Linked DNA regions of Homo sapiens: regions 2, 3, 4, 5 and 6 are each linked to region 1. A link is a loop called in an ENCODE intact Hi-C map of the cell type or tissue named here. Cell type or tissue: heart right ventricle. All regions are shown on one strand. Region 1 holds the start of LINC00517 (long intergenic non-protein coding RNA 517). Region 2 holds the start of SSTR1 (somatostatin receptor 1). Region 3 has its middle 88 kb from the start of SEC23A-AS1. Region 4 has its middle 11 kb from the start of SSTR1. Region 5 overlaps LINC00639 (long intergenic non-protein coding RNA 639). Region 6 holds the start of LOC105370457 (a long non-coding RNA gene).

Region 1 (5,000 bases):
CCGCGACCCACCCCAAATGGGAAAGGAACTTATACCTGTCTCACAGTCCAATTCAGAGAAAACTCCTCACTAACTTCTTTGCAAAATCCTCTCTGAGGAGCCCAGAAGCTTGAAACACCTTCTTGGTTCCATTTGCCTTGTAAACCTGCCTCTCACTCTTCCTATCTGGCATACTGGTACTCAAACACTGAGGCACAAAAAGCGCCCCAAGCTAATAGTTTACATGCATTCTATAGATTTTCTCCAGGTTCTGACTAGGGAAAAGGAATAGCTTTCAACACATTAGAAAGTGATCGTGGGGCAGTATGGGGAAGACTTTTCTAAATTCTAGCAGTTAGTTAAGATAGGACACAGCAAAAGGGATGGGTGGTTACCTTTTCCCACTATTTCCTTGTTGGTAATACGTAGATCAAGGTTCCTGATCAACCACATGACAGTTAGAAGCAATTCCCCAAGATGTTGCTAAGTCAAAAAAGTATTTTTACATTTTCCATGACACTATGCCTCTGCAACTCCATGTACTTTTGTGAGTATCTTAATGCAAAGGTTAGAGGGTGAATCAGATGTCACTGGTTGGTCATCACCACACATTAGAAATCTTTGTATGTGTTTTAGATTTTGTAAGGTTGTTTTAAGTTATTTTTAGTAGAATCTTTAATGTGGAAGAGCATTAAAAGAAGATGAAAATACATCAAAAGTATGCATAAATTTTGGTCTGTCCTGGGTAATTTGATCAAACAAAATGTATAGCTGCTCTAATTTCTATAAATGATTTCCTATAACTTTAAAAATTAAAATAATAGCCAGTTGACTCAATACTGCACCAGAATTTTGGGGATAGGTTTCAATGAGTATAGGCAGCTAGTTCTGGATGGAGTGTTTGGGACTATCAGGATTTGTAGAATCTCTGCTTGCTGGGACAGCTTACCAACCTTTGGAGGGGATTTTTCTGAGGGTTGTAACTGAAATAGCCCATTTCCATTCGAGCGCTAAGTAGGGTGGCAAACAAGCTTACCAGTAATAATCACAAAGACCAATAGTGATAGAAAAAAGTAAGTCTAATCTTCATCTCTCTTTAATAGACTGAGTTACTAAAGAATGAGTTTGAACTCCAATAAGTCTGATCTTCATCTCTCTTTAATAGACTGAGTTACTAAAGAGTGAGTTCAAACTCCAATAAGTCTGATCTTCATCTCTCTTTAATAGACTGAGTTACTAAAGAGTGAGTTCAAACTCCAATCTCCTTAATTTTTACCTTGATAGACTTTCTGTTCTCCCCTTTCAGTATTGTCGGTACCACATTATTTTTATCACCAATATGATGGATAAAGGGAACACTTTTCCTGACTTGAATACAGACAGGGTATATATCATGTTTCTAACTGTGTTCTTACTTGTGCAGAAGAGCAGGGCTAAAAAGCTAGAAGCCCAAAAGAGAGTTGCTAACACTTTGATGACCTGTTTACTTTCTCATGTCATCAATTATCATGGACAGTAAATCAATTGTTCTGATTGGTTTCCTACAGCACGGCATAGAATGCATTTCTTTATATATTTAGATACTGTCATTGATCATTACTCTTTAATTAGTATTGTATGGCCAGTCTCCAGCACCCAGTAAATTAGCAATGCTTCGAAAGTCAACTAGAATTCAATCTTCCTCTGTCTGTTGTTTTAAATTATTAATTCACTTACTTAACTAACATCACTAACATTTACTAACCTTTAAGCACTGTTCTAGGCTTTGTGGTCATTACATCATAATCATTCATCATCACTTTCATGATAAAATAGGAACGAATATTGTTTGAGCTAGTGTTTTACTAAATGCTGCATAAAAAGCACAATAAAATGGCATAGAGATCTACACTGGGAGGCTGAGGCTGGTGAAATGCTTAAGCCCAGGAGTTCTAGACCAGCCTGGGCAACATAATGAAACCCCATCTCTACCAACAAAATAAAAATAAAAAAAAATAAGTTGCCAGGTGTGGTGGCGCACACCTGTAGTCCCAGCTACTTGGGAGCCTGAGGCACGAGAATCACTTGAACCTGGCAGGTGGAGATTGCAGTGAGCTGAGATCACGCCACTGCACTCCAACCTGGGGGACAGAGTACGACCCTGCCTCAAAAAAAAAAAAAAAAAAAAAAGGTAAAGAAAAGGCATACAGACCTAAAAGTAGGGATAAGTGCTTCCATTTGAAAATACTAAGAAAGTTTTCATAGAGGACTAAGAGAACTTAGTATCCAAGCTTCTTTGTAAAAGTAAGTAGGTTTTAAACAGATAACATTGGAGGGTGAAGGAAGAATATTCCTAATAAATGAGATAGCATGGAAAAGTATACAAATATCCAAACAGTGACAAACAGCACAATATGACTAAGGTGTGTGGTGTACTTAAAGACAGATTTCTTCTTTATCAAAAGAAACAGTTTCGGAAATGTAGATTTGAAATAAGTCAGAGATTGCTCAGAATGACAACCTAAAAGACTTGGATTTTCCTTAGCAATCTTTCCAGTAAATAAAATAAACTTCGACATTTTATTTACTTAAAAAATTCCAACTGAAGATTTGCCAGTTTTTTCTGTCTGAATTTCTTATCTAAAGCAAAAAATTCAAAATCTACATATTTAATGTGTTACAGTATCAATCAGGTGATTTTTAAAAATAAATTGAAATTATTTTACTTTATTGCTTACATTATGTGTTAGACAGCGACACCTCATGGTAAAATATTATTTTACAGCCAAGTGTATGATCGAGGAAGAACACAGACGAAAGCCCGCGAATGGCGTCAGAAGAGTTTTCTCAGCATAGAGATTGCCCAGGATTATAGCAAGGGGTGTGATGGACTTAGCTAAGGGCAGTAAAAGAGATGGCAGGAGATTGGGAGGGACCCAACATTTCCTGAGGGAATTACTAAGTTCCAACACAGCATCAGTATTCGGAACTCTCCATGCCCATGTTCCCTGCATCTGCCAGACAATGACAAGCTCAAAATATTTCTAAGAGTAGCGTAAGAGTGAAAAATGCACATCTAGAATTTGGTTCCTGCAGGTCCCTGGGTATTAATGCATGCATACCAACAAGATAAACTCCAAATGTCTAAATGTTTGGACACCACCCATAAATGATGAAAATTTATAAGAACTGTCTTACATATATTCTTGAAGTCTTTCAAAAAACAGAGGTAATATGGCACAGTGTTATAAAAACACTTTCATTCCCATGAGGCTACTGTTCTGGTCACCACCAGTTCAAAGGCCACTGCATCATCTGTCTACAGATGGTCGTGGCTTTGTGCTAGAGGTATCTTCTCTTTTGATTACATCTTGAGAATAGAGTAGGTAATAATCCGGGCTAGGATAGTGGGGACAAACTGATTCTATTGACAAGGTTGAGTCTCTCTCATGCTCACACAACAACTCCAATAATGTTCAAAGCATACATTCTCTTGCCCACCAACCATCTACAATTGGCAAACTCAGAAAGAAAATGTTCAGTTGTTTCAATGAAAAGGGAACTTATTTCTCATTTAGGCTCTAGCTGTGTTTAATATGAAGACCTGTCTTCACTCTACATGACTGGAACTCCAACCTTTAGTGCAATGTATCTTGGACTTGAGGAGAAAACATGAAAGTCAATGCAAAACATCTCTGTCATTTAGTCTTCCACTCACATTTTCAAGTACTACTAGTACTAATAACCCTGTTTGCTTACATGATTCTAACTGGGTACATTTCACTTCAACTTTTAGCTCAGCATTGTAATTTTAGCTCTTCTTCGTGGATCAGACCACATAACAACTCCGAATCATGTTTTTATTATGACAAAAGTTTGTGGATAAAATTCACTTTGCTAAATGACATTAATTTAACACGATGTATTGAATATCTGCTATGTGCCCATTACAGAACTAGGTTCAAGGCAAAGGCCAACAGAAAATAAGCATACTTAGTTTCCAACATCAAATGTGTGTTTTTCCTCTACATTTGCATCCAAAGAAAATACTCTTATGCACATCAGGTTTAATCTCTTAGCTTGACTTACGCTAAATTTATATTATATAGAGACTAAAATATGCTTTCAAAATTTTCAATTTCTATTCTTGTCTGTTTTGTAATCTCCCAAGAACATCTGGAAGCTGGGGAAAACATCAGAGCAAGTGAAGAATGTTCAAATATACAGGGACCATCCAGAGACATGTGGCCTGCACGTTGATGAGCAATGTGAACTGAATTACTGTTGTATCTGGAGGAATTCCATAAAAGAGAGTAATCAGTCTATTTGGATCCCAACTGCCTTTTCCTGTCCCCAAAGGGCGGGAACTAGTGTGGGTGGAAAAACCCAATGCATCCCAAGGCAGTCCTGCCTTCTAAAGCGCCCGCCAGGACAGGCTCCTGGTGGGTTGTAAGGAGAACGGCAGGAAGAAGTGCTCCCAGGAAGCTGCCTAGCCACCGCCACCACCACAGGGTTCCATCCAACTGGTAGGAAACATGCCCTCTTGGCAAGACATATCCTAAAGAGACTGATTCTCCTTCTGTCTCTCCTGTTTTCTCCACTTCTAGCAGAACAATGTTCCCAGTGAGAATCATGAAAAGATAGTGATGTCTTTTTCTCCATAAGTTTGTTTATTTCCTTTAGCATGAATCCAAGCCCAGTTTAATTCTCTAAAACCACAGCTGGTCAACATCCCTCATAAAATTAAATAATAAACAGCTATATGAAGTGCATACTGCATGACTGTCACACATCTACAAGAACTTTTCAAACTTTCTTGGCCACTTTGTGGTGTGTGAAATATCTATAAGCAACAGATAGTGTAATATTTTCTGAACTCAATCTGAAGTTTTCTGTTATTTGATTGATGATTTTAGACCATTCATATCTTACATGAAAAGAGATGCACATGCCTTGCCATTTCATCTGATTTTAGGTTTACTATTCCTTATTCTTTATTGTTATTTCCTCTTTTCTATTTTCTTACGTTGGCTGACTTGGTC
Region 2 (5,000 bases), 310 kb before region 1:
AGCAGAGAAAAGGAAAGCAGAGACACATTTTCCAACACGACAAATAAATTAATAAATATATATGTTAAACAAGAAAATAACTTCTTAGGCACCGCTTGAAAGGCAGCAACCCTCTAGAGACCAGGCAGGCCCCACTCGGGAGCCTGCAGGTTGCGGCGACACCGCCAACACTGGCGGACTCTGAAGACGTCGCCCTAGGTCCCCCGCCCCTGGCGCCCGGTCTTTTGAGATACACTGGAGCAGGAAACCTTATCTATTGTTACTTTTAGGTCGGCTCCTCCGGAAACTTGGGTGAGGGAGAAAGCCAAGGCGGGCTGCAGCCCTGCAACCGAACCCCGAACCCCGAACCCCGGGGAAGGTGTGCCCTGCACTACCCTGCCCTGCCTAACGCAGACGCGCGGCCCGGGAGCGCCCAGCGCTTGGTCTTTGAAAACGCGCAGTAGGAGGGTGATTCCTATTACGCGCCCACACTCCGACCCCGCAATCTTATAAAAACTCCTCATTCGGCTTGTTCTCAGCTCCTTCTTTGCTCCAAAGGAGGGCTTGGGTGGGAACTCCAGAAAGCCTGGAGTTCGAAGCGCGGGACCTATTTTACTAAGCACCTGGCTCTACTCTGGGTGGAGTGAGAGTGGTGGTGGCGGGCGGGCGGCGAGAGGGGGACAGGGGAGGGCAGGGAAAGATGCACCTTCACCCAAGAGTAGGAGAAAAGACCAGCTGCTTAGATCTTTCTCAAGTCCAACTTTCCTTAAGGTAGGGCTGCGCAAAGGGAGAGCGGTCATTCCCGGGACTCCAGTAGGGGCACCAGACAGAACCTGGACAGCGGCCCCGCGCGGCTAGGGACTAACGCCGAGGGAAACCCGTGGCGGTATCCGTGGCTCAGCTTAAACAAACAGAAATAACGACTGGAGGGGCTGAGGATCAGAATGAGTTGTTAATGAGTTCGTGATCTGCACTGGCGGGACGGTGCGGAAGAAAGGATAGAAGTTGCAGGGTAGGGAAAATAGAAGGAGGGTCAGAGGAGTAAGCGCAGTGGAGGAAGGAACAGAAAGTGGGAGACCCAGAAAAAGGTAGCCTGAAAGCCTTCCCAGTTTATAAGCAAAGCTCTCACTTCTACCATTGTCGCGCGCCTTTCTTGGGTTCCTCCATCAAAGGCTGTCAGTGTCCTAGCCCCACGTTATCCCGACAGCACCCTGGCGCCCTGGATACCGTCCCTTTCGCACCCGGCCTTCCCTTCTCATTCTCCCCCTCTTTTGGCTCAGGGCCCCTGCGTGGCCCGGGCTCAGAGCCCCTGCGTGGCCCGGGCTCAGAGCGTCGTGATCCGGGACGTGCAGGTGCCATTACGGAAGACGCCGCCGGACTCCAGGTTCTCAGGTTGGAAGTCTTCCACACTGTAGGCACGGCTCTTGAGCGCGGTGGCGTAATAGTCAACCGGCTCCTCCGCGGCGTTGTCCATCCAGCTGAGGCATAGGATGCGTTGGAAAGAGCGCTTGAAGTTGTCTGAGAGAAAGCCATAGAGGATGGGGTTGGCGCAGCTGTTGGCATAGCCGAGGATGACCGACAGCTGACTCACCGTGGCGTCGTCCTGCTCAGCAAACACGTTGACCAGCTGCACCACGTAGAAAGGCATCCAGCAGATGACAAACACCATCACCACCATCATCACCATTAAGGTGATCTTGCGCTCCGAGCGCTTGCGCTGCTGCCAGCCGGCCTTGAGGGCCACCATGCGCATCTTAGCAATGATGAGCACGTAGCACAGGCAGATAGCCCCCACGGGCAGCAGGAAGCCCATGAGAAATGTGTACAACACGAAGCCCACCAGCCAGCGTTGAGCGGGCTCTGGCATGAGCATGTTGCAAGCCACCGTGCCGTCGCTGTTGGCCGCGGTGCGAGAGAAGACCACGATGGGCAGGATGACGAGCAGCGATAGCACCCACACGCCCAGGTTTACTACCTTGGCCACGGTGGGCCGGCGGTAGCGGGCCGCCTTGATGGGATGCACCACGGCCACGTAGCGGTCCACGCTGAGCACAGTCAGACAGTAGATGCTGGTGAACATGTTGACCGCGTCCACGCTGAGCACGAGGCGGCAGAGCAGCGCACCGAAGGGCCAGTGGCGCAACAACGTGGAGGTGACTAGGAAGGGCACGCTGAGCATGAGCAGCTCATCAGCAATGGCCAGATTTAGGATGTAGATGTTGGTGGCCGTCTTCATCTTGGCATAGCGCAGGATCACGTAGATGACCATAGAGTTCCCACACAGCCCCACCAGGCACACCACGGAGTAGATGAAAGAGATCAGGATGGCGCTGCCCTGGCCCTCGCTCAAGGTCCCGTTCTGGGACGCATTTCGCCCTGGCTCCTCCATGCCGTCCGCAGCGCCGGCCCCGGGGCCCCTGCTGCCGCCGCCTTCGCCGCAGCTGCCCGGGCTGGGGCTAGGAGAGGAGGAAGGAGAGGAGGCGGTGCCATTGGGGAACATCCCAGCTGAGGGGGGCCAGTGGGGCTGCCAGGGCTGGGGCTTTCTCCTCGCGCACCCGCCGCCTGCGCCCTCCCTCCCCACCCGACCGCTTGCCTGCAGCCCACAGCCGCCCAGCGCCTCCGGGTAGAGCGCAACCGCTGCGGGGAGCGCGGCTCCTACCGGCGCCGGCGGGGCGCACAGCCCAGCGGTTGCCTGGGCTCTGCAGTTTGCAGCTCCGGGGTGCCCGGGCACAGGCGACCGTGGAGAGGAGAGGCCAGGATGTGGGAGCACCGCACGGCACAGCCATTAACTGGCGCGGCTCTGGACTGGTAAATGATTAATAGGCACCACCAGCGCGTCAGCAGCTACGAAAAAAGGGGGTGGGGTGGAGAAAGGGAGGAGAGCACATAGGTGGCTTGTCCCCCCCGCCCCCCATTTTTTTCCTTCCCAGTCCTGCACTCTGCTCAACTTTAGTGGCTCCTTCCGGGGTTCCCTCGCAGCACCATCTGCCTCTTGCTCTCAGAGGAACCAAGAGAGTTCCTCGGCCTTACTGGAGGGCGGGTGGGAACCAAAGGTATAGATTCTGTCTCATTCCACTCCTCTCCTACCCAAAGCAAAGACTCAAACGGATCCATGAACATGGATGTCTGGAGTTCATCTCAGTTTCCCTCCATTGCTGCCCTTTTCTCTGGAGACCCCAGCTTCTCTCCCGTCCCGCAGTCCAGAACCCTAAATTCCCTCTTCCCACCCTCGCTTGCCTTGCAGCTCAGACCCGCCAGGGAAGTTCCGGGCCCTCCTTACCCAAAGTGCGCAACCTCCAGACTGAGACGTAGATGGTCGGTGCAAAGTGCATGTGCGGTCTGTTAGCAGGTTGACGATCTTCGCGCAGACCAACTCCCTTCTTTGCGCCTGGCCCCAGCACAGGTGCCCACGCAATTACTCTTAGAATCGCGGAAACTGGCCCTAAGCTGCGAGCGTTATGAGAAGAAAGGACAACCACCGTGCGTTAGGGGCTTCTGCGCTATAACACAGCAGGCAGCTTAGGCTATTGGGAGTGTTCAGGGACCTGAGTGAACCATTCGCAAATCTCTTAATAAAGCTCGTAGCGCTCAGAGCCCCCCGTGTCTCCCACAGGAATATCGACTGCAGAAACGAGGACGCGCAGCTGGGAGCTCTGGAGGAGCTTGAGACTCCCTCCAGAAACGTGCCAGGCGCGGTGTTGGGAATCCACCTAGGTGTTCACTCGGGAAAGATAAGGCTGCGCCGCTTGGAAGGGCTCCACCCGCGTCCCTGCTGTACTTTGTACCCTGGAGAGTTGGCGGGTTCTGGCAGACGAGAGTTTAAAGGCTTGGGCGGGCGGGGACGCCAGCTCTTCTAAATCCAGGTGAGGAGCTGCCGCCGTGCGATGACCAGACCTGTCACCAACCCCAGGAACGGCAGGGCGACATTCGAGTTTTTCCGGGAAGAGCTAGGATGTCAGCTCTTTCTGAGGCTTGATTTGTGAGCTGGCTCTGGGTCACGTGCCCAAACCATTAGGAGATATCAATGTAGGCAAGCCTGAAGCTCACTGACTTCATTTAAGAATCAAAACGGTTTTCCCGTAAGAAAGAATGTATGTTCCGTTATCAGGATTTTAAACGAACCCTGGGACTTACCACCATTCTTACTCTAGGGTCTCTTTGGCTTTCCAACTGTTCCTGTGGAAGGAAGAATCACACTCCATGCAACTTCCCTGTTCCTTTTCATAAACGTTGCTTTGCTCGGTAAGATCCCTGCAAGCCTTTATTTGAAACTAGCCTGTTCACAGGAAGAGTGACCCGCAGCAGCTTAGTGCTCTGCCTCCTTCAAGCTTTGCTGTCTCCAGTTTTTCCTTAGTTTCTCCTTCTCCTCAACCAGGCTGTGCCCGCTGTACTGTAAGTCTCAGTTTTCCTCCTCTCAGTAGAGTTTACTCCAAGGAGAGGCTAAACTCCTCATGGAGGCTATCTGTACCGGTCCAGAATGAAGAAATGGATGCAGAAATTAAAAACAAAAAAGTATATTTCCTAATGCCCTGTTGCTTTATCCAGGTAATCACTTACATATACTGCATGTGTTTTAGTTCCCAAAACTAATTGTCTTGAACAGGAAAGAATAACTTCTGTAGTGTGTTGATGATAGCAATCAAAGACTAAAATAAATGACAGACTTTCATAGGAATGTGTGCAATTATTAATGAGGAATGTGCTAGGATGGAATTTGAAATTTCATACGGCTGAAACTGTTTTAACCCATTATTTTACCTGAACAAATTGCCTTCTTTAAAGTGGAATGTACAATTGGTGTTTAGTTATATTTATTTTTCCTTTACAAATACAGCACATATGGAGAGAAAATAAATGTTCATTAAGTTAAAAGAAAAGAGAGTGGGTATTGTCCCAGAATCCCAGAAGAGCATTTTACTAGCCAAGCCTCATATAATGCCTTAGATGCCTCTGCCAATCACTGACTAAAGACACCTGACTATCTGTACCTCTGGGAGCTTGGATTTCAACAGTCATTATTT
Region 3 (5,000 bases), 1.1 Mb before region 1:
TACCGGGGGGTGCCTCCCAGTTAGGCTGCTTGGGGGTCAAGGACCCACTTGAGGAGGCAGTCTGCCCGTTCTCAGATCTCCAGCCACGTGCTGGGAGAAAACCACTACTCTCTTCAAAGCTGTCAGACAGGGACATTTAAGTCTGCAGAGGTTACTGCTGTCTTTTTGTTTGTCTGTGCCCTGCCCCCAGAGGTGGAGCCTACAGAGGCAGGCAGGCCTCCTTGAGCTGTGGTGGGCTCCACCCAGTTGGAGCTTCCCGGCTGCTTTGTTTACCTAATCAAGCCTGGGCAATGGCAGGTGCCCCTCCCCCAGCCTCACTGCCGCCTTGCAGTTTGATCTCAGACTGCTGTACTAGCAATCAGCGCGACTCCGTGGGCCTAGGATCCTCCGAGCCAGGTGCGGGGTATAATCTCCTTGTGTGTCGTTTTTTAAGCCCGTTGGAAAAGCGCAGTATTAGCGTGGGAGTGACCCGATTTTCCAGGTGCGGTCTGTCACCCCTTTCTTTGACTAGGAAAGGGAACTCCCTGACCCCTTGCACTTCCCGAGCGAGGCGATGCCTCGCCTTGCTTCGGCTCGCGCAAGGTGCGCTGCACCCACTGTCCTGCGCCCACTGTCTGGCACCCCCTAGTGAGATGAACCTGGTACCTCAGATGGAAATGCAGAAATCACCCATCTTCTGTCTTCTGCGTCGCTCACGCTGGGAGCTGTAGACCAGAGCTGTTCCTATTCAGCCATCTTGGCTCTACCCCTGTATAACCGGTAATCCATCTTATAGCTCACTTGGAATTTGCTATCTGTTATCTTGGCATCTTAGTCCAAGCCACTTGTTATACATTTATCCACAAGAAAAGTATAAATGATACACACATGGAGAATTCCATTGTCATTCTCTGGTTCTTCTCTCAGGGATACTTGCTCATCAGTATGTCTTGGGAATGGTTCTGTTCTCTGATGTGTTCTTCTCCCAGCACATGAAGAGTTTCTCCTAGGCCCCACCCACTCAATGCTTGCCCCACTGTGTTGGCTCTGGGATATACACTTCTTACCTAGACGTTTATTTTTACTCACAGGATTTACTAAACCTTAGGAGCTGAGCCAGGAATGGTGGTGCATGCCTGTTGTCTCAGCTACTTGGGAGGCTGAGGTGGGAGATCGATTTAACCCATGTGTTTAAAACCGAACGGAGCTATGATCATGCCACTGCACTCCAGCCTAGGCAGCAGAGTGACAGCCCGTGAAGAAAGAGAGAGAGAGAGAGAGAGTGAGAGACAGAGAGAGACAGAGAGAGAGAGACCTTAAGAGCTGAATCCTTATCAACGGATTCTAATGAAAGGCCATGCTTTTCTCCAAAATGCTGGATGAGGCCATCTGTCTACTATTCTTGTTAATAAAAATAATGAGATGCTGCTACAGCTTTCTGCAGTGTTGTGTGTTCGTGTTCTTTCTGCCTGCTGTGTCCACTCTGCAGTGTGGGGATTTTTTTGTGGGCTGTAGCCACAGGAAGGGTGTTCTAGTGAAGAAATGCCCTACTTGCCTGGAGTCTGAGCCAAACATGGACACTCCTTTGCACAACTTTATAACATCTTGCATAACATCAGTAGGTATTTTTTGGCAGTTGTGGCTAAAAAAATAGCTCAGGGATATTATCATTCAATAATGTTATATGCAGTAGTATGTAGGTTACATACCTGCTGATAGACTAGGGATAAATATGACTTATGGAGCAGTACCTTGTACTAAAAATAGCACTTGCTCATGATTGTAGAAAGTTAGAACTAACCTACCACTCAGATATCTGCGGGGAGAGAAGCATACAGGATTTAATCAATTATCTTCCCAAAACACTCCCTGGAAAGAAAATTGTAATTTCATTTAAAATAATCAATGAAATATTTTTCCATGTGTTAGATGACTTATATACATTAGCGTGTATTCTCCCTTATTTCTGAATCTTGTGATTTAAAAAAATTAATATTACAATTTTATTTCTAGCCAAGTGTTCTTTACTATTAAATTTTAGAAGGGTTGTGAAAATTTGTGTTGGGAGTCACAAATTATTCTGCGCTTTTTTGTTCTATTGGGAGATATTACATTTCTCTCTATTATTTTCACTTTGTACTTATTTGTAGGGTTGCTGAAATAGCTTTTGAACTGAGTGAACATTTTAAATTCACTCTGTTTTTTAATATTATTAAAGCTTCTTTGAGCAAATAAGAGAATGACGAAAGAAAGAAATTCGAGAGGGATAAACTAAAAAGAAAGAGGAAAGCTTTTCATATCTGAAAGTGCTAAGGATAACTAAACTTCAATCAAGAGACAAATGTAGTTTGAAGGCACTGACACTTCATCACCGCAGGGAGGCAGTAGCTCCTTCTGTAATAGGAAACTCAAGGCTTTTAGTATCTTTCTCCACTTTAAATTCTGAACTTTTCTATTAATAATTCTTTATGTGATTTTTTTCTATCAACACCCAAGCTTTAGTCCTTGATTTTAAAAGGTAATCCTTGCTCATGTCTGAAATAATTGGACCCCAAAAGTAAAACATAGTTTGCCGAAAGGGTACAAAATTGAAAAATGACTTCAGCTGCACACCATGCATGAAAGACTTTCAAAGTCTGAGTTCCCATAAAAAATTATAAATAAATGAAATTCTTTATATGCTCTGTAAGTCAACTGTTTTAAAAGCAGCAATTATGGATTCTATAGCACAACAAGAAAGGTTGGGTGGGATTTTGAGGTCACCTCATCCTAGCATCTTCACATGTGACCACATTTTTAACCTATTTCTTGCAGAATATTTAATATTTTGGCCACATTTTCATTTTGGTCACAACCTAAGTATAGATTTAAAAGTGCAGTAATACTTTTGATCCAGCAAAAGCACTAGACCCATAGTCAGGGGAATTTATGTCAGAAAGTGATATCTAGTGGAAGATTCTAAAATGTTAAAAATTCTCTCCTACTCAGTTTCCATGCTTGAGTGAATTACTTATCTGAGTGGGGGGCTTCTTCTGTGGGGATAAACAGCTTGGTAAACGTTAGAAATAGTGGTGTCTCAGATATTTCTAAGTATCTATGTCTGAGTATTTGCTATTTCCAGTAGAGGTAATGCAGCAGAGTTTAGATTCAGACATTTTCTTTTTAAAATATAATCAAATATATTTTCATCTAGTGAAGAAGGAAAAACAGATATGTTCCATATCTTTTAGGGGACAAGACTCCACTGATGTTGACTTTAAGCACAAATGCAAACAGCAGAGGAATGGCAGGGTGAAATGTATAGGAGCACAGACTCTGGAACACTGTACAGATTCAAAGCCCAGCTTTGCCATTTCCCAGTCGAATTACACTGGACACATTTCTTAACTTCTCTGGGCCTCTTTCTTCAGCTGCAAGATGGGGAAAATCATAGGCACCTACTTCATAGAGTTGTATGAAGATTAAACAATTGAGTACCTATAATATATTTAGAACACTGCTTGGCGCTTAATATATGCCCTGTAAGTGCTGGCTGTCATTCAAATGAGAGGCATTACTCTCCAACTCTTCATTGTCTATCAGGTACTCCACATTATTATTATTATTTTTGCAGAGACAAGGTCTCACTTTGTTGCCCAGGCTGGTCTTGACTCCTGGGCTCAAGTGATCCTCCTGCTTTGGCCTCCTAAAGCACTGGGATTACAGGTGTGAGCCACCATGCCTGACCCTGGTACCCTACATCCACATTATTATCTACATTTTACATACCAGGAAACTAAGGCTCAAAGACCTGTGACAGGTTGCACAACTGGTAAGTAGTGATACCCACAGATTGCACTGTACAGATTGTATACAAATATATCATCACGTGCATTAATAACATCTTTATTACTAATATGTCTTTACTGATAATGTCTAATAATGTTTTTATTACTACCTGGCAACATGAATTGAGTGCTCATCCTGCACCAAGCATGGTTCTATGTGCGAAGGATAACCCATAAGATAGGTGCCGTTATTATTGCCATTTTGTCAATGAGGAAACTAAGGCACAGATTGTTTAAAAAACTTGCTCAAGGTCACACAGCGCTTACTGGCAGACTTGAGATGTAAACCCAAGTGGTTTTCTCTAGAATCTGTGCCCCTCTTCTGCCCCTTTCCTGAGAGTGATCAAACCCTTGTGGAGCTTTCATGTGGTCCTAAGATCAAGGAAGAGGCGTTTGGTCATCACTGGCTTTTGGCTGGAAGGCAATTCCATTTGGCTTTTGGCCATCAGCCTTTTCCTCACTATCTGTTACTTCTGTATCTTGTGGGCTGTTTCTCTTGGGGGTGCTCCAGGAGAGGCCAGCCATGACCCCCTGCTGGCTAGGTTCCACATCTGCTCACAGTGGCCCGGTGGTCTTCCAAAACTCATCTGGTCTACCCTCTGGCCGCTGGCTGTGTGCTGTACACAGCCACTCAATTGGGTTAAGCTCAGTGTTTTGTCTTGTAATTTTCAGACACCTTCTGGACCCTTCACTAAGGGTTTTGAAACCTCTTGAAGCTCTTCCCAGCTCCCCAGCCATACTCTGGTACATGTGAGTGAGGGTGAGCAGGTGTTCTCTTGGGCCATCTCCCTGCTACTATCTACTTATATAGCTGTCTGTTGGTGGAATAGAACTCCAGTCAGGAAGAAAAATACAAGCTCCTTTTCACTGGAGATTTTCACACTTACCTGGAATCTCTACTATTTATCTCCTCCACCAGGCATTTTGATATTAGGTTGAGGCACAAGGCCTCAGACATGTCCCAAATCTCCCTCTTTTACTATTAACCGTCTCCTACTTTCCTCTCTCTCTCTTCCAAAGCTCCTGATTTCTTTTTTTTTCTTTTGTCTTTTTTTTTTTTGAGACAGAGTCTTGCTCTGTCACCCAGGCTGGAGTGCAGTGGCACGATCTCAGCTCACTGCAACCCCTGCCTCCCGGGTTCAAGTGATTCTCATACCTCAGCCTCTCGGGTAGCTGGGATTACAGGCATGCACC
Region 4 (5,000 bases), 290 kb before region 1:
CAGTTCTCAGAGTGCTGTGCATTTTTCTTCCCACAAAAGATGGAAAGTGGGTGCTTACCCCATCTGTAAACTGTGGAGGCTTCTATAAGACCACTTAAAGAGCTTGGTAGTATCCCTGAACATTTGACAAGACACAGAGACTGATGTCTGATTCTTACCTGGAAAACTTAAAGGTGAAGAAGCGGCCCAGTGGGAATTGCTTCAGGTGGTAGAGTGAAGAGAAAAGGCTATGGAGGGGGGTGCAAAACGCTGGTTCCCACTGAAAGTGGAGCAGAGGCGGTGTTTCTCAGGCACTGGCATGGACAGTATGGCAGGCAGGCAGGTGGGAGCCCCGTGATGGGCCTGCTCTCCACCCCAGGATGAGAGGACGCTCAGCGGGAAGTTCGTGAAGCACAACAATCAACAATCAGTAGCTGAGTGGGGAATGCAGCCAGCTGGCCAAGGATATTGGGCACGCCATCCAAGGGCACAATGGGTGGTCTCCAGCAACAGAGTGGGCGATGCTGAAGAACCCACTGAAGAATTTCAAAGGAGAAAGAAGCACTCACAGAGGGCACAATGCATGATTATAACTGCACCGCTCAAGGAAGAAGTTGGCTGTCCCCAAATGATTTTCCCTCTCCCCTGCAGGAACCAAAGACAGAGAAAGGGGTGAGGGAGGTAGAGTAAAAAAATACTGCAAAGACATGATAAAGAATTAACCGCTTCCCTCTTCCCTACTACAGGATCCAAGCATAGGTCATGCTGGAGCTGGTATAGGGACAAAGAGATTTAAGTTCAATGAGAAATGAAAGTTTCAATTTAAAAAGGATTTTTAAAATAATGTCTGAAAATAAGACTGTTAATGTCTGAAAGTGAACAAAAAAAGCTGTGGGATCTGTGTGTACTAAGTACTTTCCATTTACGGTTTCAGCATATTTAACCCTTCCAACTACACTATGAGGAAGCTTCTATTTACTACTCTCATTTTGCAGATGAAGAAACCAAGGCACAGAGAGGTTAAATAACTGGCTCAAAGTCACACAGTCAGAGCTCGAATTTGACTCTAACAATCTACCCTAAGGCCTGTGTTCTTAAACATCATGCCACACTGCTGTGGTCTTATCTCTTACTAAACTCGATTCAATTAAAGTGTGGTTTTGAGACCACGAAATTACATAAATAGCAAATTTAAGTCATTTTTATGTTTTATGCATTCCTCAATGAATCCAATAATTGCCTCAGTCTTCTCCTCTATTCATGTTGCCTAATTATTTAAAAGTAACTAGACCTCATCAGAAATTTGGAGTGACATGTTTTGAAAGAATTTAACCTTAAAAAATGTTATTATAAAAGTATTAAGATTGATGAGCCATTGGTATTTTGGTACCAAAGAAAATGCATTTTCTGTTAACAACTGACCACCATTTCCCAGTTCTAAACATGTGACGATCAGTACTGCAGGCAGCTTTGTGCTGTCTTCTGTATGAGTATTTCTCTGTAGTTTTTTCCTACACCATTCCTGTGGTCTTGTCATGCCTCATCTTTGCCCCACCTCAGGAAAATGGATATCCAAGTGGTGGGTCAGCAGAGCCGCTAGGTAGAGGATAAATGAGCAATAGCTGCTTTGAAGTGATTTGTATTGATGCCACAAAATCCCAGCCAAAATGTATTCCCAGGAAAGGAAGAGGGATTGCTGCTGGAACAAAATCAATTAAAATAAAATTTCCCCTTCCCTAGAGCAAGTGTGTGCCCATTTCAACTGGTTTAGGGACTTTGCACTTGGACTTTTGTTGATTTGACTAACAGTTTTAACAGATGAGAATACACAGATGGCAGATTCACTCATGTGGGGGATCATTCTTTCCTAATTGAAACATTATGCCTCTCTTCACTAAACAATTAAGTAAGAAATTACCATGTTTAGTCCATTAAAATGCCTTAACTTAATAGAGGATAATGACACACAAGAAAAACTTGTAAAACTCAATATTCACACTTGCACATAAGACTAGAGTAAACCAAAACTATTCTACTTTAGTTTTAGAATTTTTTTGATGGCAAGCTTTTAAATGAAATTGCATTTTTTCCCCTCTGAACTTTGAGATTAATAGGTCTTATTTTTCACACATATGAAATTTTTAGCATTTTTTTTTTTTTTTTGAAAATTCTATTCAGTTTTACTTGTGAAAACACATGCTCTGAAAATCCACTAGGGGGAGATTTTAACATTGAGAACTTTGATAGGGAAAGTTTCAGATTTTATACAGTTGTATGTCAGTTGACAGCTGGAAAAACTTAAATTTTGAACTAAGCCTTGATTATAAGGTTTACATCTTGATAAAGCTACCCAAGATATTCCAGCTATATTAAAACCTGGACTGAGTGGCTAGGGAGAACTGATGAAATATTACTCAGGCTTGTCAGAGAATGCATGTGGAGGCTGTGTGTTTGGGGAAGGAGGGGGATTTGGGTGTGAACAGGATGAGACCTTGTGTCTCTAGGGGTTGAACCAGATGAAAGAGTAATCTCTGGCCATTGCCACTGTGTATACTGTTAGTAATTTCTGGTTTCCACTGATGCATAAAAGCTTGATTTGGTTCCTTGGGGAGGCTGAGTCTTAGAATACCACTGAAATTCTCTGTAACATGATGAAAGAAATGAAAAATATATATAAGGGATATTTTTTAGATGACTTGCCTTATTTGAGGAGGCATGGCACTTTTGCAGAAATCTTCAGATAACCACCACCACTGTGGTCCAAGCAATAACAACTTGATGTCATCGAAATTCCAATAAAATTTAAAATAGATAATCTCTATAAAGCATCCTGTGATAGGATTTGACATGTGATGTCTTTTCCAAAGCTTGACTAACATGTTAACAAGGGAAGGTTTTTTTCTACTGTCAGCAAAACACCTGTAGTTTTGTAGAGTCTTTTCCCCTAAAACTGAGAAATAGGATAAAAGAGTCATTGGTGCTGATTCTAGCGCAACCACTCCCCTTTCAGCAACTTACTATTTTGAGAGGTGATTTTCTACATACAAATGATGTTGTCCTTTCTGCCAATAAGTGAATTTTTTCATCCTCTTGGGTCATATACTTATATCATTTTCCCCATATTGTATAGCATCCTTTAACATATTATGTAAGGATGTTTTTTTAATGCGCGTCCGTGTGAAGAGACCACCAAACAGGCTTTGTGTGAGCAATAAAGCTGTTAATCACCTGGGTGCAGGCAGGCTGAGTCCGAAAAGAGAGTCAGCGAAGGGAGATAAGGGTGGGGCCATTTTATAGGATTTGGGTAGGTAAAGGAAAATTATAGTCAATGGGGGTTTGTTCTCTGGCGGGCAGGAGTGGCGGTCGCAAGGTGCTCAGTGGGGGTGCTTTTTGAGCCAGGATGAGCCAGGAAAAGGACTTTCACAAGGTAATGTCATCACTTAAGGCAAGGACCAGCCATTTACACTTCTTTTGTGGTGGAATGTCATCAGTTAAGGTGGGGCAGGGCATATTCACTTCTTTTGTGATTCTTCAATTACTTCAGGCCATCTGGACGTATACGTGCAAGTCACAGGGGATGCGATGGCTTGGCTTGGGCTCAGAGGCCTGACATTCCTGCCTTCTTATATTAATAAGAAAAATAAAACAAAATAGCATTGAAGTGTTGGGGCGGCAAAAATTTTTGGGGGGGTGGTATGGAGAGAGAATGGGCGATGTTTCTCAGGGCTGCTTCAAGCGGGATTAGGGGCGGCGTGGGAACCTAGAGTGGGAGAGATTAAGGTGAAGGGAGGTATTGTGGTAAGGGGTGATATTGTGGGGATGTTATAAGAAACATTTGTCATATAGAATGATTGGTGATGGCCTGGATACGGTTTTGGATGAATTGGGAAACTAAATGGAATAACAGAAGGAGAAAAACAGGTATAAAAGGTCTAAGAATTGGGACGACTCAGGATATCTGATTAGAGAGTGCCTAAGGAGATTCGGCATAGTCCTGCCAGCAAAGATTATTTATTTATTTCAAGAGTTAAGAGTGGCAGTTTGGGGATAACACCAGGAGATATCAGCTGTGATGGCTTGGAAAAACAGTGTAAACCGGCAGTGTAAACAAGAGCAGGGCATGTATGAGTAGTTGAGAACGGTGAATAGGAGTATGACTAGACAGAAGATAGCAGGGATGACAAGTTTTTTGGGGGCACAGTCTAAGTTGGTCTGGTGTCTGGAATGAGACTGGGGCCTAATAAAAAGGAGTGTCTATACAGGAGCTTAAATGGGCTGTACCCTGTAGCATTCCGAGGACAGGCCTGGATTCTGAGAAGGGAAAGTGGTAAAAGTATTGTCCAGTCCTTTTTAAGTTGGTGGCTGAGCTTGGTGAGGTGTGTTTTTAAAAGACCTTTAGTCCATTCTACTTTTCTTGAAGACGGAGGACCGTAAGGGATATAAAGGTTTCACTGAATACCAAGAGCCTGAAAAACTGCTTGGCTCATTTGACTAATAAAGGCTCGTCTGTTATCAGACTGTATTGAGGTGGGAAGGCTAAACTGAGGAATTATGTCTGACAGAAGGGAAGAAATGACTGCGGTGGCCTTCTCAGACCCTGTAGGAAAGGCCTCTACCTATCCAGTGAAAGTATCTACCTAGACTAAGAGGTATTTTAGTTATCTGACTCAGGGCATGTTGAGTAAAGCTAATTTGCCAGTCCTGGGTGGGGCAAATCCTCAAGCTTGATGTGTAGGGAAGGGAGGGGGCCTGAATAATCCCTGAGGAGTAGAATAGCAGATGGAACACTGAGAAGTTATTTCCTTGAGGATAGAATTCCACGATGGAAAGGAAATGAGAGGTTCTAAGAGGCGGGCTAGTGGCTTGTACTATAGCATAACCTGCCTTTGCTGGTTTGTGGCGATTAGGCCATCAATAAATCCAGCGTGATCAGGGTGAGGAACAGGAAAGAAGGAAATTTGGGGAAATGGTGTGAATGTCAGGTGGATCAGAGAGATACAGTCATGGGGGTCAGGTGTGGT
Region 5 (5,000 bases), 960 kb before region 1:
GACATTAGCTATTGCAAAGTTATTAACCTACCCTCTCTACTTGTACTGTTCAGGCTGACCTAACCCCCACATTCATCTGAAATATTCAGGTAATGAGGTTAGAGTTGAAAAAACCTGAATTATGAGGACAATGACTTAGCTTTGTATTTCCATATACGGAACCTATGGTTTCACAGGTGAACAATTTACGTGATGGATTAGTGACAGCCTGGACCTTTGCTGAATTACCAGCCTGGGAGCCTCTGGTTTGTAAATGGTTTTATACTAGCTTGTGGAATGCATTTTGTGCTACTGTGGACTTGAAAGAATGAATATATTTTTCCAACAGGCTTGCTGGCTACCAGGAAGTAGACGAAATTGATCTTAAACAACAAAGGGATTAATCTAAAAGGTCAGAGATGAATTTATGTGTGGAATGTTCAGGAATAATAACAGGGAATAGTTTAGGGGAAAAGCACAATTCATTATTAAGGAGACATTAGCTTCCCAAGGAAGAGAACTATGATTTAAAGTAATAAAATACTAAATTAACTAGGAATATACAAGTTTACAATTTGTATTTTTACAAATTTTTACAAAATTTATAATTGGTGAATCAAGGAATGATATCTGAGATTTTCTTTTCTCAGCCACCAATGGCACACACACAGTCAAATAAAGCAATGTGGGAAAGCTCACACCAACATAGCAAGAAAAAAAAATCACATTCTTTGGGGTGACAAAATGTGCAACAGCTTTTGGCTAGCTGTTTCGATTTAACAGAATTTGGTGAAAGGAAGTTTGAGCTGCTAGGAAAATCTACTTTTCTTCTTGAAAAGCTGATTTTTTTTTCCCCATGAGAAATCTCAAAGTGAAAATTGCTGCTTTCACACTACTCTCTACAGAAATATTAATAAATGCCATTCTGTTAGGTATTAATTAAAACAGTACTTGTTCAATTCTATTTTATCACATATTGTGAAGAGTTGAGATAAAGCTCTCACGCTGTCTTTTTGGATCTGTTAATCTTTTTATTGTACATATAAAAGTATACAGACAAATTGGATTCTCTAGGGGTTGTTACATTCATTCATTCACTCAGTATTTATTTATCGAACAGTAGGTACTGGGAATATTATTTTGTGAGACAGTCTGTTTCCTTGGGAACTCATAGTTTAAAGAGGAAAAGCAGACATGGTAAACAGAAAATTGTAATACAGTGTTAGAGCTCTGCCTGAAGTAGGAACAAGGAAATTGGAAACGATGATCAGGGAAGGGAAACTTACATCTTCAGGGAGGTAGTGCTTCAGGGGAGGCTGAAGTGTTGAGAATCAAGCTAGACCTTTAAGGTTAAAAGATTTTGCTGGAAGAAAAAATGGTCTGGACATTCTAGGCAGAGTAAAACACTGGAAGCATAAAATGTCTGATGGGTTAAATGCTGTGACAGGCTGCCTTTCCCCATCTTGTGGAATTGCTTCTTGAAGGGTGCATAATTTAAAGAAACCTTTAAATTCTGGAATGGGCTTGGTTATGGAAGAAAGCAGCAAGATTTGTCTGATTATCAGGAGCCACCTGGGAGAGTAAATTTTCACTGGGCACAACAAGTAGGCATATAACAAATATTTGTTGCTTTGATGTTGTTGAATTTTATTTGTCCAAATAGAATGAAGAAACACAGCACAGGATGATGCCCAGGAAGTAAGGGCCAGGCATTCGTGGAGGGTTTGGGCCCTTAATAGTTTGTGAAAGAGATTATCAGGACCACATCTCTAAAAGAGAAGCAATTCAAACGCCAAACATCCTAGTGTTTACCAGCAGGAGATTTAGTTTGTACTGCAAGGGAGTGTGGACTTACCCCCAAAGCAAATACACAATTGTGTGTATTTTACTCTGCTGAATGCTCTTGAAATCAATTTCTAACCCATAAAACAGAAGTTTCCCAAACCAAATCCACTATAAAATTCATCTCTGTGGAGAGGCCATAGCTGTTACAGGAGGGCAGGATGGTAGATCAGGAGGCTTTTCTGTTTAAATATTTAAATAGATTTCTATTTGAACAGCTAAATGAAACCAAACTCACTCTCTTATCTCAATAATTAAAAAGAAAATTGCTGAGCTTTCTTTGCCAAGTGTTCATGCCATTTCCCCCCTTTCTTGAGCTTTCTCAGGGTATTCTAAGTGCCTATGATTTGGTTTCTTTTTGGAGTAACTCAAGCAGTCTTTCACAAGCCGTATTTCTGGGACTATGGCAGACCGACTTCATTGGCTTCTTAACGAAGAACAGCCTGGCTTAATGATTAATTTCTAGGTAAATGGGGCTGAACCAAGCCTCACAGGACCTGTCTTGGAGGGGCTGGCTAAACAGTGGCTCCCTGAGAGGACAAGCACATTTCTTCCTGTAATCGACAACTATAGATTTATTTTTCTTAGTGATGTTAAGCATCAGAAGGTACTTCTTTTACTTGCACTAAGCAGGATAGTTTTAATTTTGCCTTTAGGCCTTATCTATTACTGTTTCCCCTGGCAACGTTATCTATAAACTTTTCTCTCTTCATTTTTTTTAATTTCCAAGTAGTTCATGATTATTTCAGAAAAATTAGAAAATACAGAAGATAACAAAAATTAAATTAAAAGCAGCTAAAAATCTTGTCATTTACTAGCATCCTGAGACATTATTCCTAACCTTTCCTCCTTCAGATATGTGCATATAGAACATGTATTTACAAAATTAGAAACACACCGTGTGTGTGTGTGTGTATTGATCTGTTGTGCTAATGTCTTATATTTCTTTGATACAATTATGTGGTCTTAGCAAGACTGGTATAAAGCCATTTCAAATTATGAAACAATAAAAATGATACGAATTTTCTAAGCAACTCAGGGCTCCATATAAAATACACATAAAGACATTTACCAGCCTTTATTTCCTATTTGGTACCCTGCCTATGTTTCACAGACTATAAAATGAAAATTAATATTCTACACTACTGTCCTTCTATAAATAGCTATGGCCATGTGGTTAGCTGCTGCCCAGCATGGTGGGGGGATTAGAACCACCATCTAAACAAAGGCCTGCCTTGCACTGATGTGCTTGTTGAAAAGTACGCCAGCAGAGGGCAGTGTACTTCCAGGACACAACTCAACGCTGCCATGGGCTGTGGAACAATCGGTGGAAAGACTTTTAACACTGCTCTAAATACAAACCAACACACAATTTTACTAGAATATTATTAGTCTGTTTGTGACATGTTTTAAGAATTTGAAGTTCTGACACTAGATTATGGAAACTATATAGCAAAAGTGAAAATGTATTCATTTAATAAGCTTATATTGGCCACCTACAAATGCCATGCTGTAGTAATATAAATATTGAAGACAAAAATCCTTGCCACAGATCAGCAGGAGATAAAAGCATGCAGTAAATGTTTCCAAAATGCAATGATAACACTCATGCTAGCTGAATAAATTCTGTCTAGAGGAACTCAGAAAAGGCCCCACAGAGGAGTTTTGTATGAACTGAGTCTGAAGAATAGCAGGAATTCACTAGGCAGGTGGGATCGGGGATGCAGGGAATTCCTACAGGGAGGAAGGTAGAAAGGCGCAAAGGTGTTATTTAAATGTTGAGCAGGGTAGGTGATTTTGTTTTTTATTACCCTAAAATGTAAGCCTTGATTTCCAGAACAGAGCCCCAGAACAAAACAAAACAATAGTGAGAAAGATGATATTTGCCAGTAGATTTTATGCTATTGTTTAGAACAAGTGTCTGAAATATAATAAATCCATTATATGCTAAAAGCACCAGCATCAAAAATATTTATCTCCACTCACCTTCAGGTAATCACCAAATTCTGACTTGTCTTTTGGTGGACTTGATTAGTTAGCCAGTATTTACACATACATATATGCTGATTTTACAGGAAAGGGGAGATGAAAATGTGTTCATTCAGCATCTCTTCATTGTTCCTACTACAGGTGGGCACTTGTTACAAGTGGTGCTTTCATTAGTGATATGTTCTTTTGGCCTGCCTATTCTGTATTGCTCATGTGTTGGTTCAGATTCCCTGATAGGCCATAAATGCTTATTTATCTGGATGAGGGCCTGTTTTTCCTTTGTGTTTTCCCACAGTGCCAGGCAATATAATGTGCATACACAGCACAGCCGTAAATGTTGACTGACTTTATCTATAAGGCCCACACTGACTTCTCACAAAGAAGGAAATGATACTAGAGGAAAGGAGGACGACGGAGATGATGTGGAGAGGCTATAATTAACTTTTCACATGACAGGGCAATCCACATGCTGAGAGGAATTCTCTCTGGCATAAGACAGTGTAGAATTTTGTACGGAACTATACCTTCCATGTTTCCAGCTGCTCACACCTCTTGCTTAATTAACAAATGTTTGTATAGAGTGGTCAAGACACTCGATATACTAGGAGACCTAATTGTTATGATTACTTTACATTAACATCCTCTCTGCAGCTGCTTTAAGTCTGCATTTTGGAAAGTATTCACAGAAGCTACTCAAAGGAGCTAGAGTGGTTTGTTTATGGCATTTTACTTATACAATGTTCATTTGTCTTTTTATTTTCTTCCTTACTTGTCTGTATTAGGAAGTAGCTGTTAACTAACCATAACCAAAGTGACCATATTCTCTTTTGACAAGTTTTTTCCTAATCAGATAATCACCTGCTGCGTATTTTTAAGTAAACTCTAGAGGATCTTCCTAAACAAGGCAGGAAACCAAGAAACTCTAAAATGAAAGAGTACTGAATTAGGATAAAACCAAATTGTTATTGCAAATAACCTCCCCTCTCCATGTGGCTCAAAGGACACAAAAGCTTATTTTTCTCTCATGAAACATTTCAGAGGTGAGCATTCCAGGTGGTTGCTGACCACTGGTGGGGGCCTTGTGGTCGTTCAGGAACTCAGGCTCTTTATAGTTGACAAGTCTCAGTGTGCTAGTTAACAATTTATTGCCTTTAAGCTCCACTTGCGCTCTTTCATATGTTCTGTGATAA
Region 6 (5,000 bases), 970 kb before region 1:
AAAAAAAATTTGCTTTATTTGTTTATTTAATTTTCATGATCAGAATGGCCTATAGTGTCCCGGGCATGTGTTAGAATAGTGTTTTATCCTTTGATTCATTTATCCTGTTAGTTTTCCAGATAAGATTACTGGGTCTGTGTGCACCAAGGGGATGCTCCTCAAATTATGCTGGCTAAATTGAGGAATCATACAGTTCTGTTGTTTCATCTATAGCAGAGATCAACATACTTACTGAAAAGGACCAAAAAGTAAATATGTTAAGCTTTGTGGGCTACAAGGTCTTTATCTGTCACCCTATTCACCTCCACCATTGCAGTAGAAAGCAACCCTAGACAATGTGTAGGTGAATTGGTGTGGCTGTTTTTCAATAAAACTTTACAAACTCAAGTGGCAGGCTAGATTTGGCCCATGAATTGTTTCTCTGCTCTATAGCAGCCCTGAGAAAATGACCATGGGACTAGCCATCCTGGTGGCACACATGCCTCTGGGAAGAGAGAATTTTCAGCATAAAATCCCAAAAGGTTCATAGCAGCTGAAAAAAGCAGGTCTGCTTAGGGGCTCCTTTAAGAACAGGCAATGTTGAGAAGAGGGAGGTATATCAGAACCTTGAGGAGAAGCTGAGCACTGGCAGAGAGGAGGAAGTACAAGGGGCAGAAGCTGTAGTGCTGACTGATGCTCAGTCAGAGTCAAAGTGGGTGATTTGGGGAGGGTAACAACATGGCCAGCAACAACTCCAACGGATAGGAGAGGTGCAGCGGAGTTCGTGGTGGCTTGAGTGATGTCTCAGCAACATATTCTGGAACACAGTGGCATTGAGCACACTGGGCTGTGGTCCATCCAGACCTGAGTGATTCTGGGACCTCAGGCAACAACCTGCTGTAATGCAGGAGTTTAAGACACTGCTGAGCAGACTTCCAGAGAGCCCTGTGGGAAAAACCTGGGAAGGTGTATGCATTTGTATGCATGTGTGTGCATGAGGATGAGGTGGGAGAAAAGAGGAGAATCAGTAGGGTATTTTTTGCTATCAGATTGCTGGTCTGATCATTGTTGAGACAACTCCTGTACCCACAGGGATGGGTAAGGGCATGGCATGAGGTCCTGGGTTGCATGACAATTATATAAGCAGCAGGTTGATTTTTCTTTACATCCACTTCCCAACATTCACCTACCCTGAGATGTCAATTTGTTTCTGTCTTGTCTTTTTTTTAAATTTGTGATTCAAGAAGAATTCTATGAAACAGAAATTCTAGAATATGTTCTGAAATAAAGGGATGTCACAATCAAAGTTTTCTAAGCAAAGACACTTCCCTTCAAAAGAACTCAATTGCTGACTATAAGATGCTGAATTATTTTAGGTTGGTAGCTGAAGCCATATCTTGCAGTTTTTCTATTGAAGGAAGTGCTTTGTTTAGAAAAATGACTTGGTAAGCAGTTGGGAGTAGATTGGCTGGATTGAAAAAGAAGAAGGAATCAAATAAATAGTCAATCTGATATGCATTGAAAGTAAATACTGTATAGTTTGAGAGAGGAGAAAAGCCAAGAAGAGTAGAGAAGAGAGGGAAGGGAGTAAGAAGGAGAGAGATTAGGCAATCTGTCAGTACTCTGGAATAAATGGACAATGGTGGCCAATCAGAGGTTTCTGGTGGAGAGGAGGAGAGGATTTTTAAGAATGGAGATATCTAATCTTCGGTTCTAAGGTGTTTGAATTGCTATGACGTAATGCTCCTTGCCTCTCCAAGCCCTTGGGAAAGTCTGATATTTTTATGAAAACTTGTTTGGTGCTCTTGTGGGAAATAAAGAGCAGTTAAGGATATGTGGTAAACTTCACATTTACCCTACAGCTGATGCCAAGAAGAAGAGGAATGTCATGTGAAAAGGAACAGGAGTTCAGGAGTTCCAGATGAAAACAAGATATAAAATGAATGGCAGTCCTTAGGGAAATTGAGGGTGGCCCAGATAAGAATGAAGTTGGCTCTGGGCCCCTTTTGATAGAATAAACCAGAGGGTGGTGAATATGTGACACACGGGTCATGTTCCTCTTATGGATTCATGAGGATTGTTCAAAAACTCTGAGAAGTCTGGAGTTAAAACAGCAATGACAACAGTGAAAACCTTAATTCTGTTTAATCTAGCATTTTCCAAACTTATTTTACCATGTATCTCTTTTTTAAAACTTAGTAACACTGAGTGTTCTTAGGAATATTCTTTGCCTTTAAACTATTAATATTTTTATAGTTGTGATCAAACCCTTCATTTATAAATAATCTCTAAGATACACTTTAGTAGAGGGTTTTGAAATGTGCTAATTCTTTTGAATGCCAGCTCTAAGAAGCCGAGACTTTAGAATTGAAAGGCAACATGAGGATCTTCTTATAGGGCACAGGCAGGGCTTGGCATGGATTAGGTATGGACGGTGGAGAAAGAACAGAATCAGATGATGCTCAGATTGCAGCCTGGAGCTACTGGGTGGATGGTGGAGCATTTCCAGGGAGAGGGAGCATGAGAAAGGGCAAGTCTGAGCAGGCATGGCCTTCAGGGGTCAGCTCTGACTTGGTTTTTTTTTGTTTTTTTTTTTTTTTTTTTTGAGACGGAGTCTCACTGTGTCGCCCAGGCTGGAGTGCAGTGGCGCGATCTCTGCTCACTGCAAGCTCCGCCTCCTGGGTTCACGCCATTCTCCTGCCTCAGCCTTCTGCCTTCTGAGTAGCTGGGACTACAGGCTCCTGCCACCACACCTGGCTAATTTTTTGTATTTTTAGTAGAGACGGGGTTTCACCGTGTTAGCCAGGATGGTCTCGATCTCCTGACCTCGTGATCCTCTTGCCTCGGCCTCCCAAAGTGCTGGGATTACAGGCTTGAGCCACCGCGCCCGGCCCTGACTTGGTTTTGAACGTGAGGCTTTGAGATGTCTGTAAGATCTCCATGTTGGGATATCAAGTAGTTACAAAGAATACATGAGTCTGAAACTAAGAGGAGAGAAATGAGCTGTTAATTTGGCAGGTAGGTACTCTTTGAGGCCTGCGAGAGGGTGAGTTTGCCTGGTGAGAGAGCTGAGAGAGAAAAATAGAAGAGGACTTAGTGTTGAACTGTAAGGGAATGTGACATTTAGAGATTGCATAGATGAAGAAGAACCAGCAAAGGAGTCCTTAAGATATCAGAAGACAAAGAAAATATGAGAAAACCCAAGAGAAGAGGGTGTATCAAGAAGGAACGAGGGCCACTGGGACAAGAGCTGCTGAGAAGTCAAATGAAAAGGACGAAAAGATAAATGATATTATCTAGTTTTGTGCTAAATTAAGCAGTGTGGCAAATGCTTGAATAAATGTGATTCTCATAAAAATCGTGGGAAGAAGTCATTATTTTATGGACAAGGAAACATACTCAGACAAATGAAGAAATTCAAACTGAAGCCTCTAGGCTATCCTGCCTTCCAAAAATTCCTATTTCAATGCCAGTGTTTGCATTTCGTATGGCTGATTAGCAAGTCCTGATAATTCACATTGTAGAGAATAATGATTCTTAACTTTACATTTTTAGCTTACTATGGCTACATTTTGACTTTAGTATTTTCTGATGGAGGGTGGGACGGGATAAGATACTTCCTACAAATATTTTTGGAAGAAGACCAATGAAATTGTAACTGTTGTTAAAAGGAGGCTATAAAATTTAAACACAGGCAACTCCATCCTTCATTAACACAGAAAAATTATGGTATGTCATAATTCATTCTGAAGTTTATTACCACAAATATTGAATAGAGTATGTTATGACATTATATTGACATCCTACTTCCACCGATAACCCAGGTGCTAGAAAATTTATGCAATGCTGACAGTTAAGCCACAACTCTTGGTATAATTCTCAGAAAATGTTGAAAACGGAAAAAAGCAACTTGATGTAGTTGAATATTTGAGCGAGGAGGAGCTCTTTCACATAGCCACAGTATTCTAGAGTGTTTAAAATCTGAGTTAAAAAATGAGTGTGATCTCTAAATATTTTCCTTAGGATGTGCTAAGATATTGCAGTATAGATAGTTCTAGGATGGCCAGGTTGACTAGTGTCAGGTGCAACTTCTCAGTTTTGTTGTAGGTGGGCTGTAAAGTAAACTATCACCAGCTAGTTATTCCGGTGGATGCAGCACCATTTGAGTCTACCGTGAATTGTTCAGTTATTTCTCAGATGAGTATATTTGGCTGCTAGACAGTGGATTTTTATAGAATCATTTAAGATCCTACTACCCAGCAGGCTGAATACCAGGCTATCATTTTTTTTAAATAACAAAAACCTTTTGTGAAAATTCCAGGGAAGGAATACAGACAAAATGAAATCCTAGCTCTATAGCTGCTATACTAGGATCAATTGTTTTAAAATAGCACAAACTGGCACATAGTGGAAGCTCAATAAATGCAGTACTAATGCTGCAGATATTAGGGAGGGCATTAAGTTACATTTTAGGTGATCATTCATCTTCCACCTTCCTACAAAAATCTCCTGATTTGAGCCATGCTGCTTATAGCTCCAAGATGCTACTGTGCCATTCTGGGGAAAGTTGTGTAGTGTAGTGTTGGGAGCAAGAATTCTGGAGCCAGACTGCCTGGGCTTAAATCCCTAGTCCTTCTAGTATAGCTGTGTGACTTTAGGCAAGTTGCTTCATCTTTCTGTGTCTCAGTTTCTTCATCTGTAAAATGAGGATGATGAAAATAATAGTTTCTATCTCATAGGGTTGTTAGAGGTGTTATGCTTGGCATCTAATAAATAAAGCCCTGAGAAACATACAGTTGGTATGCACAATCAGTAGCTTGGAGTTCATTTATCTCAATGCCAATATCTATACCTTCACTCTGCTCCCAGAACTCACTTTCATGCTCACACCTTGGATCTGGTCACCACTAGGAACTAGGAACTCATCTATTTCTGAACTACTGCTTTTTGTCTTTAACAGTTGTCTCACTTTCTAAGTTTCATCCTCTTTGGTCTTTGAATTTGTGAAGACTTCTAGTTCC

The links. Peaks named below come from ENCODE experiments on the same cell type or tissue, not always from the same donor. Only the 100,000 strongest peaks of a DNase experiment are listed, where the experiment ranks them.
Region 2: a loop joins it to region 1, with 3 times the contacts of the local background. A loop is called at or near these places in 31 of 110 quality-filtered maps.
Region 3: a loop joins it to region 1, with 8 times the contacts of the local background. A loop is called at or near these places in 40 of 110 quality-filtered maps.
Region 4: a loop joins it to region 1, with 7 times the contacts of the local background. A loop is called at or near these places in 32 of 110 quality-filtered maps.
Region 5: it touches region 1 in a loop (9-fold over the local background); 57 of 110 quality-filtered maps call a loop at or near these places.
Region 6: it touches region 1 in a loop (8-fold over the local background); 56 of 110 quality-filtered maps call a loop at or near these places.

What each region holds. Positions count from the first base shown.
Region 1 is chr14:37,901,500-37,906,499 of GRCh38, reverse strand. LINC00517 (long intergenic non-protein coding RNA 517) reads left to right here and starts at 4,376. Exons shown (of 2, transcript NR_135286.1): 1 at 4,376-4,484. In heart right ventricle, CTCF peaks have their summits at 2,487 and 2,705; a DNase peak (open chromatin) is centred at 4,349; H3K4me3 peaks cover 506 bases; H3K27ac peaks cover 1,422 bases.
Region 2 is chr14:38,206,869-38,211,868 of GRCh38, reverse strand. It overlaps SSTR1 (somatostatin receptor 1), which reads right to left and starts at 3,965. Exons shown (of 3, transcript NM_001049.3): 1 at 3,765-3,965; 2 at 3,260-3,426; 3 at 1-2,823. The coding sequence starts at 2,479. The coding sequence ends at 1,304. It overlaps LOC124903303 (a long non-coding RNA gene), which reads left to right and starts at 2,582. Exons shown (of 2, transcript XR_007064117.1): 1 at 2,582-2,787; 2 at 3,593-4,654. RefSeq lists enhancers at 1,112-1,814, 1,815-2,518, 3,502-4,163. In heart right ventricle, CTCF peaks have their summits at 812 and 2,653; no DNase peak of the experiment used is centred here; H3K4me3 peaks cover 4,349 bases; H3K27me3 peaks cover 4,898 bases.
Region 3 is chr14:39,012,921-39,017,920 of GRCh38, reverse strand. No RefSeq gene overlaps it. Among named protein-coding and RNA genes, the nearest start is that of SEC23A-AS1, 88 kb to the left of the region's middle. RefSeq lists enhancers at 1-508, 509-1,019. In heart right ventricle, a CTCF peak has its summit at 2,352; no DNase peak of the experiment used is centred here.
Region 4 is chr14:38,194,670-38,199,669 of GRCh38, reverse strand. No RefSeq gene overlaps it. Among named protein-coding and RNA genes, the nearest start is that of SSTR1, 11 kb to the left of the region's middle. RefSeq lists enhancers at 1-342, 343-843, 3,018-4,006. In heart right ventricle, a CTCF peak has its summit at 2,190 (motif pointing right); no DNase peak of the experiment used is centred here.
Region 5 is chr14:38,865,840-38,870,839 of GRCh38, reverse strand. All of the region lies in intron 2 of LINC00639 (long intergenic non-protein coding RNA 639), which reads left to right. Among named protein-coding and RNA genes, the nearest start is that of LINC00639, 49 kb to the left of the region's middle. In heart right ventricle, CTCF peaks have their summits at 2,888 and 3,092 (motif pointing right); a DNase peak (open chromatin) is centred at 3,089; H3K27ac peaks cover 844 bases.
Region 6 is chr14:38,874,911-38,879,910 of GRCh38, reverse strand. The region is part of intron 2 of LINC00639 (long intergenic non-protein coding RNA 639); the gene reads left to right. LOC105370457 (a long non-coding RNA gene) reads right to left here and starts at 1,181. Exons shown (of 5, transcript NR_135256.1): 1 at 1,170-1,181. In heart right ventricle, no CTCF peak of the experiment used is centred here; no DNase peak of the experiment used is centred here; H3K27ac peaks cover 2,827 bases.